2 separate regions of the Homo sapiens genome follow, and region 1 is linked to region 2. Evidence: read pairs that join two places in POLR2A ChIA-PET (ENCODE). Cell type or tissue: GM12878. All regions are shown on one strand. Each heading gives the region's core, and the rest is flanking DNA. Links, peaks and the distances in the headings are about the cores only.

Region 1 (4,398 bases), core at 334-4,333, 85 kb before region 2:
CCTGTAGTCCCAGCTACGCGGGAGGCTGAGGCAGGACAATGGCGTGAACCCGGGAGGCAGAGCTTGCAGTGAGCCGAGATCGTGCCACTGCACTCCAGCCTGGGCAACAGAGCAAGACTCCGTCTCAAAAAAAAAAAAAAAAAGAAAAGAAAAAAGAAAATCACCTAAGTTCTAGTCCTGGCTTGGATTTTGAGAAATGGAGAAACCTCTGGCAAGTACTGAATCCCTTTGGGCCTCAAGTATTCCTTATGAATAACCAATAAGCTGGACTAGATGATCTTTAAGGGTACTTCTTGTTTTCTATTTCCATGGTTCATACTTAAGCATTATTTTTCCCTTCCTTTTCATTTCCTCTCCCCTCTCCCTTTCTCACTTAGCAGCTCTCTCCTGGATTCATGAATAGTTTTAAACCAGTTGGAGATATTTTATGCATAAACATAGAACTCTCAAAGATATATGGTCTCTAGACACTAAACTGTCATCACAACCACATGTTATAGTGTTTATTTTCCCTTGCCTAGCCAACCCCATCGAAACACACCCTCCTCTGCCAAGCCACAGCCCCACCCTGCCTTTGGAAATAGAAATGGAATAGGAGAATCTCTGGCTTCTGGAAAAAAAAAAAAAAAGATTTTTGACTAGCATGATGTTTCTGGAGAAATCAGGATACAACTGACAGGATTGATGAAAACTTTATAAGGTTTCTTCACATAATAAAGCCCATGGAGATAATAGGAGATAGTGATATCAAATTGTACATACTGTCAGAGACAATTTTTAAATGACTATTTCTAGTCCATACCTAACTAAAGTGCCTATCCTTGTAAATGTTTAACTTTTAGCCATTTAGTTTATAATATTCCAGAAATCTACATTAAAAATAATATAAGAATGATCAGATAGCAATGTTACACTTGAACTTACATCATCCCTTATTTCAGAACCTGTGAAAAATGGTCTTAAGAAATAAAACAGGAAATTTCTTCCATAGCTAGAAGAATTGAAATCAGTATCAGTTGTAAGGACGTAAGGACAAATTTTAATTTGATTTTAAATGCACACTTACAAATCGAGTTTGCAAAGTTTAAAACCACATGAAGACTTACAATCACCGTATTTATGAGCTGGAAGAACATTGAGAACTTCATTTAACAATGAAGCGAAACTCAGAAAGATCAGATGACCAGGCGAAGGTCACATTAGTGCTGGAGCTTAGAACTAAACCTCTGGTCTCCTGGTTGATGGTTCCATGCTTTTCTCATCACTCTATGCGTTTATGAGACCCTGTAATTACCTGCAGCTTTCAATCATATGTGCCAACCCAGTCATGTGGTAGACTGGAATACAAAACGATCAGTCCATTAACTGAGACACTGCTTCAGGAATCATAGTATTCATTGTTACGTTGTTGTTGTAGTAATTGCTAGTATTTGTTGAGTATATGTATCAGGTACTATACTATATGTATTACTTGCATCAACCTATTTAATACCCACACTAGTCTGATGGGGTAGGTAATAATAACAATCATGATTGCTATCACATATTATTTTGTTACAGGCACTTCTCCAAGCCTATTATATCTAGCAAGTTATTGAATCCTCAGAACTATCCTATAAAGTACTATTATTCCCATTTTACTGGCGAAGAAACAGTCATAAACAGGTGGAGTCGCCGGGCACGGCGGCTCATGCCTGTAATCCCAGCACTTTGGGAGGCCAGGGCAGGTGGATCACCGGAAGTTGGAAGTTTGAGACAAGCCTGACCAACATGGAGAAACCCCATCTCTATTAAAAATACAAAATTTGCCGGGTGTGGTGGTGCATGCCTGTAATCCCAGCTATTCGGGAGGCTGAGGCAGGAGAATCACTTGAACCTGGGAGGTGGAGCTTGCAGTGAGCCAAGACTGTGCCATAGCACTCCAGCCTGGGTAACAAGAGTGAAACTCTGTCTCAAAAAAAGAGAAGTGGAGTCATGCCCTTAAACCAAGACATATGCTGCCCCTCTATGCTACATCACCTACTCATTTGTCTCTTCTTTTCCATCACCAAAATGTTAAAAGAAATAAGCAGCTAACTTAGTTATCTTCTCCCTGCATCCCCTGCCTTCTTGATACTAGTTGGCATAGAGATATTTAAAGACAGAGGAACCAAAAAGAAGAGAAAATGGTCCTGGGGCCATCTGTAACCCAAATAACCTGGGCAACCAAGATTTGATGATGATATCAGCAGTGGTTGAACTTCACCAGGTTATGGCTATGACCCATGAAAGTGTGTGTTTCTGCACATGGTGGCTCGGTATGAGAACATAATCTGTAAATTACTATGTGAGTTAGATTATTTCTGCAGAAAGAGGCAGACACAGGCTCACATTATGTCAGATAGTCGGGAAATGTGTTGTAAGAATACCAGGGGAAGTGAGAAAGCACAGAAAATGGTCTCAGTGGCTGCACAGCCAAGCCTCATAGAGCATCATTCATTTTGCTTCAGATGGCAATAGAAGCTGTAGTCATTCCACAGTGGTCCATGGTTATGATTTGGCATCTCTGCTTATTTCCTGTCTCTCAACTTGCTCACTACCAATTGACTTTTTTCTATTCTCTTCTCCTACCTGTCTCTCCTGCCTCTGTTCTGAATCTCTCTTCTTCACCTCTGTATTTTCCACTATGTATTTTCTGTAGGGCTCACAATCAAACCTCCATTAATAAAATAGGATCTGTTTGGGTGCGTGAATAGATGTACTGGTGCATCTAGTACATTGTGCAGAGCTCTCATCAGTCCATCTCAAAGTTTACAGATGGCTGCCTTTTCCACTCCCCATTCCCCTGGGGGAAGCAGGGAACACCTCTGGGTTCATTAGCTGTGGCCATGATGGTAGGATCATATACAAAGGGACTTCAAAAAGTTCATAGAAAAGTGCAATTAAAAGATAAAAACAAAATAAAAACTTTACCTTTCAACATAAGCTTCATCAAATTCAAGACACCTTTGTAAGTGTAATACTAGTCGTTTAGTCCATTCCTAAAGAACTGAGGGTTTCGGGAATTTAACCCTATCGATGCAGTCTTTTTTAGATTATTAACTGAAAAATATCTGTGCCCTTTAAACATTTTTTTATTATTTATTTATTTATTTATTTATTTATTTTGAGACAGAGTCTTGCTCTGTTGCCGGGCTGGAGTGCAGTGGTGCGATCTTGGCTCACTGCAACCTCTGCCTCCTGGGTTCAAGCGATTCTCCTGTCTCAGCCTCCTGAGTAGCTGGGACTACAGATGTGTGCCACCATACCCGGCTAATTGTTTGTATTTCAGTAGAGATGGGGTTTCACCATGTTGGCCAGGATAGTCTCAACCTCCTGACCTCGTGATCCACCCCCCTCAGACTCCCAAAGTGCTGGGATTACAGGCGTGAGCCACCATGCCCGGCCTAAACATTTTTTTAAGATTAGGAAACAAAAAAAAGTCAGAAGGAGTCAAAGCAGGACTTTAAGGTGGATGCCTAGTGATTTCCCCTCAAAACTCTTGCAAAATTTCCTTCATTTGATGACAGGAATGTGTAGAAGCATGATGTATTGGAGAAGGACTCTCTGATGAAGCTTTCCTGGGCATTTTTTCATTAAAGCTTTGGCTAACTTTCTCAAAACACTCTCATAATAAGCAGATGTTATTATTCCTTGGCCCTCCAAAAAGTCAACAAGAAAAAATGGCTTGAGTATCCCAAAAAACTGTCACCATGACCTTTGCTCTTGATTAGTCTGCTTTTACTTTGACTGGACCACTTCCATCTCTTGGTAGCCATTGCTTTGATTGTGCTTTGTCTTCAGGATTGTACTGGGAAAGCCATGTTTCAACTCCTACAGCAATTCTTCAAAGAAATGCTGCGGGATCTCAATCCCACTTTTTAAAATTCCACTGAAAGCTCTGCTGTTGTCTATAGTCAATCCAGGTGCACCAGTTGTGCCACTCAGACAGTGGAAATTTGCTTAACCTCAATTTTGTAGTCAGAATTGTGTAAGTTGAACCAGTTGAGAGGTCTATGGTGTTGGCTATTGTCTCTGCTGTTAACCATTGGTCCTCTTCAGTTAGAGCACAAACAAGATGAATTTTTTCCTTGAAAATTTATGTGGAGGATCTGCCACTGCAGATTTCATCTTCAGTATTATCTTAATTCCTTCTTGAAATGAGTTATTCATTTGTAAACTGCTGATTTACTTGGGGCATTATCCCCACAAACTTTTCATGAAGCATCTGTGATTTCACCATTCTTCTACCATAAGTTTGATCTTTATTCTTGCTTCAATCTTAGCAGAATTTCATGTCATGATAGGGGCCCTTTTCAAACTAATATATTATGCTTCTTACTGCCTCAAACTAGATCTTGTTCAGACATATTATAGCAA
Region 2 (4,398 bases), core at 206-4,205:
GGAGACTGAGAAAGAGGTGCCAGTGGGGTAGGAAGGAAAACAGGAGTGTAGTATCCTAGAAGTCAAATAAAGAAGATGGCTCAACAAGAAGGGAGTGATCCAGTCAGATAACATGTGGTAAAAGACAGCTGACCACTGGCTGGCTGCGGTGGCTCATGCCTGTACTCCCAGCACTTTGGGAGGCTGAGGCAGGCAGATCACTTGAGGTCAGGAGTTCGAGACCAGCCTGTCAACATAGTGAAACCCTGTCTCTACTAAAAATACAAAAATTAGCTGGGCATGGTGCTATGCTCCTGTAATCTGAGCTACACGAGAGGCTGAGACAGAAGAATCACTTGTTACCTGGAGGTGGAGGTTGCAGTGAGCCGAGATTGCACCACTGCACTCCACCCTGGGTGACAGAGTGAGACTCCATCTCAAAACAAAACAAAACAAAACAAAAAAAAACCAAACGAAAACAAAACCAAACAAAACTGACCACTACATTTAGCTGCGTGGAGGGAACTGTTAAGTTTTGTTGAAGTGACGGAGACAAAAACCTAAATGGAGTGGGAGAGAAATTGGAGACAGAAAGAACCCTTCAGAGGTCTGTTGTAAAAGGATGCAAAGAAACAGGGAACTAGAAGGGATTGTGGGGTCCAAAGGAGAAATACCAGCACGTTTGTATGTTGTCAATAATGTTTCAGTAGAAAGGTAAAAATTGAGACAAGAGAGAAGAAAGTGTAGCTGGCTAGTCCAACATCCTAGAATAGCCAAGAAGGGATGGGACATAGTGCAAAACTAGGCTGCCCAAAGCAGAGTTCTCACAGTGGCTTGCAAAATTCAGCAGGCATCAGAGTCACCTGGAGGGCTTGCTGAAGCACAGATGGTTGGACCCCATCTCCAGAGTTTCTGACACAAAAGGTCTGCAGTGGAACTCCAAGAATTTGCGTTTCTAGCAAGTTCCCGGATGATTCTATTGCTGCTGGTCCAGAAACCTCATTTTGAGAACCACTGCTCTGTATCAAAAGGAGGGAAGACAGAAAAGATGAGTATATACATTAGTACAAATGCTGAACACCTGGGTTATCAAAAAAAAAAAAAAAAAAGGGAATGTGGTGTTTAGTAGCCAGGAGGTCTCTAGTTGCATTAGACCTTGCCATCGTTTGGTGAGGGAGGTAGTATTATCTTGTTTTACAGAAACTTAACCAAGTTTACCTGCTAGTTGGTGGGAGAAATGGAATTCAAACCTGTATCTCCAGATTTCAGTTCCATTGCTGCTTTGTAGTATGAACATCTGCTAGCGATAGTGTAATTTAGTATGTGGTGATCCTACTAGCATTTCCCCTCCTCATTCCTTTCTCCCATGCGTGGTTAACTTAGTCATCTGACAACACATGATTGAGTGTGCTCACTAACCAGACAAGCCTCTCAGTCCAGGCAGATTATAGATCTGAGGCAGGAGAGTAAAGTTGAACAGGGAATAGGTTTATGTGGAATTTTTTTTGTCTCCCTGTTTCACTATACAATTTTGGAAGAAGGGTTTGTGCAAAAAACACAGGTTGCTAGTCATGAAACACATTCTGTTCACCACTAATTAATTTGGGTAGTATCTCTGCTTCACTTTTCTTCAGTGTAATGGTATCTCTGACATGCTAGGGAGCTTAGGAAAATGGTTCTAGCATTATATAAATGACAGGTATTGCTATTAGCAATGACTCAAGATTCTCATGTTTTTTGGTATTCTACATGTCATCCATTCTTTCTATTATACTGGAGTACTTTTGTTTTATGTAAAACTGTTGTATAAATGTCATTTTAAAGTCTCTGCTGTCAAATTTTGTTGTTATTCTAAGACAGCAGCTGTGGATGTGGCTTAAAAACTGATGAGTTTCTACAATGATGAGCCTTTATGGAGCAATGAAAGGCTGCTTGTAAATTGTAGCCACACTTGCAATGAATTCTGTGTTTGTTATTGTGAATCCCTAAGGGTGACTGTTTTTTCAGCAGGGCGAGTTAGGACGGCACAAACTGAGAGTTTCTGTTCTGGTAATCTTTACTTCTTATGACTTTAAGGAATTTGGAATATTTTTGCTTGACTGTTGTAATGAATCTCTAAACATATTATTTGGATATGTGGGCAGATAAATTGTAAGATATGTTATAGACGTGGTTTCTGTCATCAAATATTTTTGCTCACAGTAGCTACTGTGTGTAATAGCATTTATAGATGATGCTTTACCTCTAGTTACTGCCTAAAGATATAAATATTGGGTTATTTGAAGCTACATATTTCCAGCTTATACATATGAATAGTTTAAGGCATAGTGTATGTACCCACTTTTATTTCAGAAAAATACAGGTTGTTTGTTTGTTTATTGTTTTTTTTTTGAGATAGAATCTCGCGCTGTTGCCTAGGCTGGAGTGCAGTGGTGTGATCTCAGCTCACTGCAACTGCCACCTCCTGGGTTCAAACGATTCTTGTGCCTCAGCCTCCTGAGTACCTGGGATTACAGGTGTGTGTCACCATGCCTGGCTAATTTTTTTGTACTTCTTTCTTTCTTCTTTTTTTTTTTTTTTTTTTTTTTTTTTTGTGACGGAGGTTTGCTCTTCTTGCCCAGACTGGAGTGCAATAGTGTGGTCTCGGCTCACTGCAACCTCCACCTCCTGGGCTCAAGTGATTCTGCTGCCTCAGCCTCCCAGCTAGGTGGGATTACAGGCGCCCGCCACCACACTCGGCTAATTTTTGTATTTTTAGTAGGGAGAGGGTTTCACCATGTTGGCCAGGCTGGTCTTGAATTCCTGGCCTCAAGTGATCCACCTGCCTTGGCCTCCCAAAGTGCTGGGATTACAGGCCTGAGCCACTGCCCCCAGCCTGTACTTCTTTTTAGTAGAGATGGCATTTTGCCATGTTGGCCAGGCTGATCTTGAACTCCTGGCATCAAGTGATCCGCCAACCTCAGCTCCCAAAGTGCTGGGATTACAGGTGTGAACCACCACACCTAGCTAGGAATATGGTTTTAATATGTTATTGAGACATATAGCTAACTATAATTATTTTTTATTTTTTATTTTTTTGAGACAGAGTCTGGCTCTGTCACCCAGGCTGGAGTGCAGTGGCGTGATTTCGGCTCACTGCAAGCTCTGCCTCCCGGGTTCACGCCATTCTCCTGCGTCAGCCTCCGGAGTAGCTGGGACTACAGGCGCCTGCCATCACGCCCGGCTAATTTTTTTGTATTTTTAGTAGAGACGGGGTTTCACCATGTTGGCCAGGATGGTCTGGATCTCCTGACCTCGTGATCCCCCCGCCTCAGCCTCCCAAAGTGCTGGGATTACAGGCGTGAGCCACCGCGCCCGGCTGCTAACTATAATTATTAAAAGTAGTTTTACTCAGAAAGACATCACCTGGAGCTGACCTACAAATAATAAGGGAGATGTGGTAATTTTTTAATCAAAATATACCTAGAAGATAAATTTCTCAAAATAATCCTAGAAATGACTTTTAAAGCAGAAGAGAAAAAAGGAAGGGTGGAATAGCAACAATGGAAACAAATGAGGAATCCTGCTCCCCACCCCACCTCAAAGCCCACTGTATATGTGGGGTTATGGTCAGTATTTCTGGTGTTAGAGTGTATATTTGCAAATCTCTGAACTGTTTATATGTATGAATCTCATCATAATAGATTCACATTCTTCTTAAAGGCAATGCTTAACATGTTTCCTGATCATAAGATGTTCATATTGAAGATTTTAAAAAAATACAGGTTGAATGTGCTGCTTAAAATGAGCTGCTGCTTTATTTTTAAACATTTAAAAAATTTTGTTAAATTTAGTCTCGTTCTTCCTACAAAAGAGCTTAAACTTTGACAGTAACAGCTGTTCTTTTGTGTGGGACATGTTTTCATGAGGATTTTTGTGCACATTAAAAATAACCATTTTTGTGAATCGTAGTTATTATTCATAGTCACTTTATAAGAGATATAAAGGTTTTCCAGTGAGTTACTTCTGATTCATAACCAAATTATAGCAGAGCAGATGTAGACTACCAGTGGAATAATTAGCCAAAAAATATTAGGGGGCTAGAGATCTCTTTGTGTAACATTTAACTTTAATTTCTTGGACAGCTTATATGAATAATTAAAGTGTTGAGGCAGTTAAAATTTATTTTCCTCTCTTGGGATTTCCCAGTTGTCATAGATAGCTGTAGTCACTAGGGAAGTAGAAATATTATTTCCAGCAAACAGATGGCTTTCCTCGTATTGGTCCCCAAAAGCGCCTACTGAGGTTTGTGTTTCTGTTGGATGATTTCCTAATCACACCAACTCAGTATACTTTTGAAAGATCACACCTGGTAACAGAATATGATGTAAATATTAATATGACTTAGTGAACTTGAGAGCATCCAAAATTGTAAGTTTA

What was found. ChIA-PET counts read pairs that join two places held together with the same protein. Peaks named below come from ENCODE experiments on the same cell type or tissue, not always from the same donor. Only the 100,000 strongest peaks of a DNase experiment are listed, where the experiment ranks them.
Region 1: POLR2A ChIA-PET joins it to region 2 with 7 read pairs; 3 of 35 experiments call an interaction of 5 or more read pairs at or near these places.

Annotation. Positions count from the first base shown.
Region 1 is chr4:26,255,676-26,260,073 of GRCh38, forward strand. All of the region lies in intron 1 of LOC124900690 (a long non-coding RNA gene), which reads right to left. It also overlaps a transcript of RBPJ not described here. Among named protein-coding and RNA genes, the nearest start is that of RBPJ, 63 kb to the right of the region's middle. In GM12878, for the core only: no CTCF peak of the experiment used is centred there; a DNase peak (open chromatin) is centred at 2,416.
Region 2 is chr4:26,341,196-26,345,593 of GRCh38, forward strand. The region is part of intron 1 of RBPJ (recombination signal binding protein for immunoglobulin kappa J region); the gene reads left to right. Among named protein-coding and RNA genes, the nearest start is that of RBPJ, 22 kb to the left of the region's middle. In GM12878, for the core only: no CTCF peak of the experiment used is centred there; no DNase peak of the experiment used is centred there; H3K27ac peaks cover 18 bases.